Regions from separate parts of the Homo sapiens genome. Here region 2 is linked to region 1. The links are chromatin contacts, found by POLR2A ChIA-PET in ENCODE. All regions are on one chromosome and are shown on one strand. Each heading gives the region's core, a stretch centred on a gene start or an enhancer-like site at or near the end of the contact. The rest is flanking DNA. Distances are from core to core; before and after follow the strand shown.

Region 1 (3,300 bases), core at 85-2,584:
GAAGGCCAGTGGAAATGAATTGCTTTGGCTGTACTTTCTTTAAAGAAGGCTAAGTTTCTTAGTCTGGTTGGTCAAATTAAATTTGGAAGCTACCTAGAAATTTTCTCACATTTTGATCTTCAGAAGGGCAATTAATCAAGCTCTTGTTTGAGGCGACTCTAGCTTTGATCAGAATCCTATGGAGGGAAAGTGAGAGAACTACATATTCAGAATATTCAAGAGTATATATAATTGAAAACAGCCACAACAGGGAAAGAAAAGTAGATGCCAGTGGGCTGATATCTTATAACCTTTGGTCAAGCGGTACTTGGCAAATTTCAACAGATTTAGTTAACCAGAGATAAAACTAAGCCACAGAATACCATGAAAACAAAACAAAAGTATCAAAACAGAATCAGGAATTACAAGTGAAAAACAATGCTATACCTAACAGCATGGATCTACCAGAGGCGATTTGTTAGAAGACCTGAGTCGTTGTTTCGTAGTGGATGCTTCAAACAAAAACTGTAACGTTTCTTTAGGTCAAACTATAGCACAGCATTCAGAGACCCAGCCAAAATAGCTGAGGGAAACTAGGAAGGCCACATGTGGAACTAATTACTCATGTAGAGGCCATGACAAAGAACATTTCTCCAGACTTTTCATGGGGGCTTCACTTTCAGGAAGTTGCTATAATTACTGTTCAAGTCTAGAGCAGCCTGCAAGCTGCTGACAGATTCAACAGACAGGAGAAGGAGGGAGAGAGAGAAGGAGAGAAAGAGAGAGAGAGCGGGAGGGAAGGAGGGAGGGAGGGAGAGAGAGGGAGGGAGAGGGGAAGAGGGGGAGAGAGAGAGAGAGAGAGAGACAGACAGACAGACAGACAGACAGAAACTTATCTGCCCTTTTTGACGAGTGAAATACCAGAAAATAAAGTGCCACAGGAAAGCTCAAAAAGGTTTCCAAATGAGCTCTGCCTTCCAGTGTTCAACTTTCTGTTTACTATTTCATCTACCCTCTATCTTCAAATTACTTCTCTAGCCTGGGTCAGACAGTAAATTTGTACTTCTACACTAACTCACTTTCAGTTGGCCACAGCCGAACTGTACATCTTGACTCTTTTTTTTTTACAGCTTTTCCATACTGGGGCCCACTTCCTGCCCAGTTGAGGAAAAAAATCTGGCCTGAAGATGAAATGACTGCTTAACGTTACACTAAAACATCTGGTACCATTTTATGCACAGACCCATGTCTGAGAGCAGGCGATTCTAGCGGTCTCTCCAGCGGCACAGCGCATACCCAAACCTCCCCAGGGTGACATCATCCCATATATGGACTCTCCAGCCCAGCCCTCCCCCTTTTCCTGGTCCTAAATTCATTGCCAGTTCCCCAGTCTGCAGCAAATGTGCCACGTCAAGACTGGAAATCACAGCCCTTGAGTGTGTCTCAGTCAGCGCAGCAGAATTCAGGGGGGAAAGCTGAATGCAACCCCTGGTGCAGGAAGGGAGGCTTTTCCTGAGGACCGGGAGAGGATTTTAAGTACATAGAAGGAAGCTTCTGGAGATCCTGCTCCGTCGCCCCAGTGTTCAGACTACCTGTTCAGGACAATGCCGTTGTACAGTAGTCTGCACATTGGTTAGACTGGGCAAGGGAGAGCAACGCCATGGACCGCTGGGGACAAAATGGGCTGTTTCCAAGGAGAAGACATTTGTTTGCTCCTTTTTTGAATCTCATATCCAGTGTTTTTCTTCACAGGTTTTGCACACTAGGGACCAAGAAGCCCTCGGGGACACTGCTGAGAAAAGACTGCCGAAGGGAAGACCAGCGGGTAAGGCCTTCTTGACTGCTCACCTGGTCTGTGACCAAGGGAACCTAGGTGGGGAGCCCATGATTTGTGTTAACATGCAAGGGAAACAGAGGTACATGTGTGATGGGTAGAGATGTATTTAATTTTAAAAGAGCAAAAGTGTGTGGTATATAGCGATTTACTGTTTTTTTTTTTTTTATTTCTGAAGATTGATAATTCAAGTGTTTTCTTAAAGGTTTTCCCACTTCAAAATGAAATATGAAAAAACTCATTCCAGACACTTAAGAATAGTTTAATGAGGCTACTTTTGAATTGTTTAATAATAATTCAAAGATTTAAAAACTTATATGGATGAAGGCTGTATGTATAACTTTTAACATCCCAGGACTGAAGTCATTTTTCCCCAAAGTAAAGAATACTTGCTGGTTTTTAAATGCTATATGGATAGTGCTTTTCTGAAGATTTCCTTCTGTAATATAAACAACAGGAATAATAGTACCTAACAATAAAAGAAGAACCTGCCAAGTCTTGCCTACCAGACAATGCAGATGGGATTTGCCCAGAGAAGAGCACCGACCCACAACTTATTGAGTCAGCAACTGAGTAAATCAGGGAATAAAAACCTCTATCTTTAGATACCCCTGTAAATATCTGTTTTACATTTTTTTTAAATCAAAGAGTGGTTAATAATTGCTGCTCAGCTGAGCCCTCTTGCCTATAGCTTACAATGCTTCCACTTCTCTGAGCATTTAAAATAAGGCACTTTGTCTAGAAACCCACTGATAAAAAAGGAATTTGTAAACGAAGGCAGAAGTTTTCTTTGGTCAGTTTCCAGCTGTCCTGGAGGTGAAAGAGGGTGGGAGAGGGGGAGGAAGGTGGGAGGGAAGAAAACCCTCAAGCTGAATGAAATCCTAATAGAGAAAATAATAGAGCAAGTCTGGATTGCAATGTGATCTGTGCTGAACTTTAGAGGTCGGCCCCTTAAAGAAAGTTCTGGAAAAATGTTATTGCCTCATCCCTAATTTTCTTAACCCCCATTAATTTCTATTCCGAAACAATTCTATATAATGAAAACATCTCTTCTACAGGGTTTGTGAAAAATAAACATAATCTCTTTTGTCCTCCTTTAAAGTTACAGTGGTTCCTGAACAAATTCTTTTCTAAGTTATACATTTTGCAACAATTCAAAAATTGACTCAAGTTCTCTTTAGCAAAATATTTTATTATAAAAGATTCCCTAAGTTTTCTTTTGTCAAAACAACTTACTTTAAAAATTACCCTTCTGATCACCCCAAAATGTGTATAAAGAAAACATTAAGTATTCTCATATATTCATGATTATTAGTTAAAATATAAACAGCAAGGAGAAATTTAGCTACTTTCACTTAGATGATATAGTAAAGTTATCCTTTCATTTTCTATTGTGACTTGGAGAGTTCCATATTAATTATTTTTAGTAGAACAAATGAGATGTTAAAAATCTATATAGTTTCTTTTACATAAGAAAACTAAAAAAA
Region 2 (2,858 bases), core at 100-2,599, about 55 Mb before region 1:
CCACCACATCCGGCTAATTTTCGTATTTTTTTTTTTTCGGTAGAGACGGGGTTTCACCATTTTGGCCAGGCTGGTCTCGAACTCCTGACCTACGGTGATCCACCCGCCTCGGACTCCCAAAGTGCTGGGATTACAGGCGTGAGCCACCGCACCCAGCCGCCTGAGTCTTACAGATGCTGCTCCTGTAGCTCCCCTTTTGTCTCTCCTCGGGAGAAAGGCCTTCCTCCAAAAGAAGAGTCTCCCAAGAGCCCTCCTGCCAGGATGACCTACCCATCCACAGCGTGACAACTGGCAGGCTGGCATCAAGGAATGTTCAAATCCTTTGGCAATCAGGTAGGCCTGGCATGACCAGCTACTCAATCCTGTCACGTAGATCCAAGGCCCAAGTGAACGTGCACAAGTTTTTCAACAGGCTGTAGGCCCGACTCAGGCTGGAAGACTGCACACAAGCCTCTCACCCTTCAGGAACCTGACATCTCTCACCCAAATGGGGAGTCCCAACACCCAAACCTGCCCCTGCAGCACTCCCCATCGCCCAAAGAGGGTTTGGCAGAGGGGCTGTTACCTCTGTGCAATGGGTGAGAATGAGCCTCGGAAAGGTTCGAGTTTAGGGGAGTAAGCCCAAACCACTCACAAGACCCCCCAGAGTTTGGAGAAGAGGAAAGGCCAAAGAAAAGCGAAAGGAAGAAAGGATCAAAAAGGATCCCCTGTCCCAAGTTCACACAAAATTCCCACCTGCGAAGCCCAACAGCTGGCTCCAGCCAAGGAAGTCAAAGTTCTCACCCAAACCTGCAGCCAGCGGCAACGAGCCTAGAGCCCCAGACACACAGTGCAAGGGGGTCTGGGAGTGAAGAACAACATTATTAGAAAGCGAAGCATCAAAGCTGTATTGGCGACCAAAGGGCATGGGCAACGGGCATTCGGCAGCGGGAAGGCGGTCGGGCAAGCAGCGGGCGTGTTCCAGGGACCCAAGGCTCTGCACGTGGCCCTCGTCTCCTCCCCGAAGCAGGAACGAGGGGCTGAGGTGGACCCAGGGACGTGAGACGGCTGCAGAGGACCCACCCTGCAACTGAGGCGCCCCCACTGCGTCCGGACCTGAGGCTCGCGGCCAGCGAAACTCGCGGGGAAGCTGCGCTGTCACATGAAGAGAATGCAAGAAGGGCTGAGGTGGGTGTTGACCCCAGCTCTGGCCGCAGCCAGACGGCGCCTGGGCACGCGGCGGGCCGGCGGGTGGCAGCCTTACCTGGCTGCAGGAAGCTGGGATCCGCGGTCACCTTCTAGCCGCCTCCGCGCCCGCCTCTGCGCGCTGGCCACCGCGCTGACGCCCGCCACGCGCTCCGGATCTGTTTACCAACTCGCCCGCTCCGGGGGAGCCCCAGCTCACAAGCCCCGCCCCGCGGGCCGCTCCCATTGGCTGCACCGCCGTCCGCCTGCCGAATGCCGCTCTGCGCGTGGGAGCGTGCTCGGCCCGTGCTCCCGGCCCGTAGCCAATCGCGACCGAGAGCGGAGCAAGAGGAGCCAATGGGAGGCTACCTTAGCGGACAGGGCCCTCCTGTTCTCCTTTTCCCCACCTCCCGGCTACCTTTCTCTCTAGCAAACCGGGGCTGGAGGCCTGGCTTTGGAGTTGCTGGCCTGCGCGCATGCGCCTTGAGAACGGGAGCCTTTTTCACTGCGATGCAGTGTGCGTGGCCGCAAAGGCACCCCTGCGTGCTTGTTGCCTCCAGACTGGTGCTTGCTGGGCCTCTGCGCGGGCCTGGGAGGGGAGGCTGTGGACCAAGCAGACGCGACTGCGGGGCGTGGAGGGTGCCGCCGCTTTAAGGACCGGGCGATGCCTGTTCTTTGCTCCTCTCTATGTAGCAAGAGCCCCTTGCCCAGGGTCCACAAAAAGCACTCCGAGGAGGGGAAACGCGGCGGGCAAGGCCGCGCACTTCCACTTCCGGCCCTTCGGCCGGGGCCCTTCAGGCTAAGGATGCTTGTTTTGTGTGGCGCCATCCTCAAAACAGGAAGCCTCTGCCACCCGCGCCCCGAGGGTAGAGAGATAGTACCCTCACCGGAGTCGCTGTCCGCCCGCCGGTCTCGTCGGCGTGCAGGTGCCCGCAGTCGCTGACAGCCGGGGTTTTGGAGGGCGCGCAGCCAACACGGGATGGAGCTCGGGTGCAGCCCTCGGCGTCCCCGCCGAGCAGCCCTGGGAGGCACCGCCACCAGCAGCACGCAGATTTGCCCCGTCACTCCCTCCTTAACGAGAAAAGGAACGTATGAGCCAAAGTCGGCTCGACAATTTCCACTCAGATGACCCCAAACACTGGTCTGCAGCTCTGTTAATCGTTCTTGTGGAAAAAAGAAATAACAATTTAGTTTTTCATGAAATGAAATACTCAAGCCAAAGGATTGTTCCTTATTCTGAGCCTCCCCCCGCTTTTTTTTTTTTTTTTTTTTTGGTATTGTGAAACGAAAATTCACTCTGCCAAAAGGAAAAAAAATTAAACTGAAAGCTGAGTCATGCAACTGCCTTTCCTTTTGTTCCTAAGCAGATAGCTACAGATTAAAGGTGAAGTATCTCCACTCTATGTTCACCTTATCTTGTGTAAAGTGCCGATTTACTGAGCGCCAAATACATAACTGTTGCCCTACCTGCTCCCTTTATCGCAACATGTGGCTTCAATAATGTGAACATACCTTCCATCTTCCCCCTCCAGCCTGCTTTTCCCCTTTAAATATTGAAGCCCTCAAAATCATCTTTGGAGAAAGGCACAGACCTGTCTTCTGGGCGCGAGTCCTTCACCTTCGCAACATAAATTTCTAAACTGATACAGGTACTTTTCGGTTCACAAATATTGACATTTAACTTAATTGAAAGT

Evidence for each region. ChIA-PET counts read pairs that join two places held with the same protein, here RNA polymerase II (POLR2A).
Region 2: POLR2A ChIA-PET joins it to region 1 with 15 read pairs in activated CD4-positive, alpha-beta T cell. The contact joins the promoter of COQ8A here to the promoter of DNM3OS in region 1. POLR2A ChIA-PET finds 5 or more read pairs at or near these places in 2 of 52 experiments (CD8-positive, alpha-beta memory T cell and activated CD4-positive, alpha-beta T cell).

What each region holds. Positions count from the first base shown.
Region 1 is chr1:172,142,869-172,146,168 of GRCh38, reverse strand. It overlaps DNM3OS (DNM3 opposite strand/antisense RNA), which reads left to right and starts at 1,334. Exons shown (of 4, transcript NR_103486.1): 1 at 1,334-1,515; 2 at 1,732-1,804. The region is part of intron 14 of DNM3 (dynamin 3); the gene reads right to left. It overlaps MIR199A2 (microRNA 199a-2), which reads left to right and starts at 1,525; the gene lies at 1,525-1,634.
Region 2 is chr1:226,938,785-226,941,642 of GRCh38, reverse strand. COQ8A (coenzyme Q8A) reads right to left here and starts at 1,349. Exons shown (of 15, transcript NM_020247.5): 1 at 1,244-1,349. RefSeq lists silencers at 1,124-1,283, 1,334-1,643 and enhancers at 1,914-2,013, 2,204-2,253, 1,988-2,679.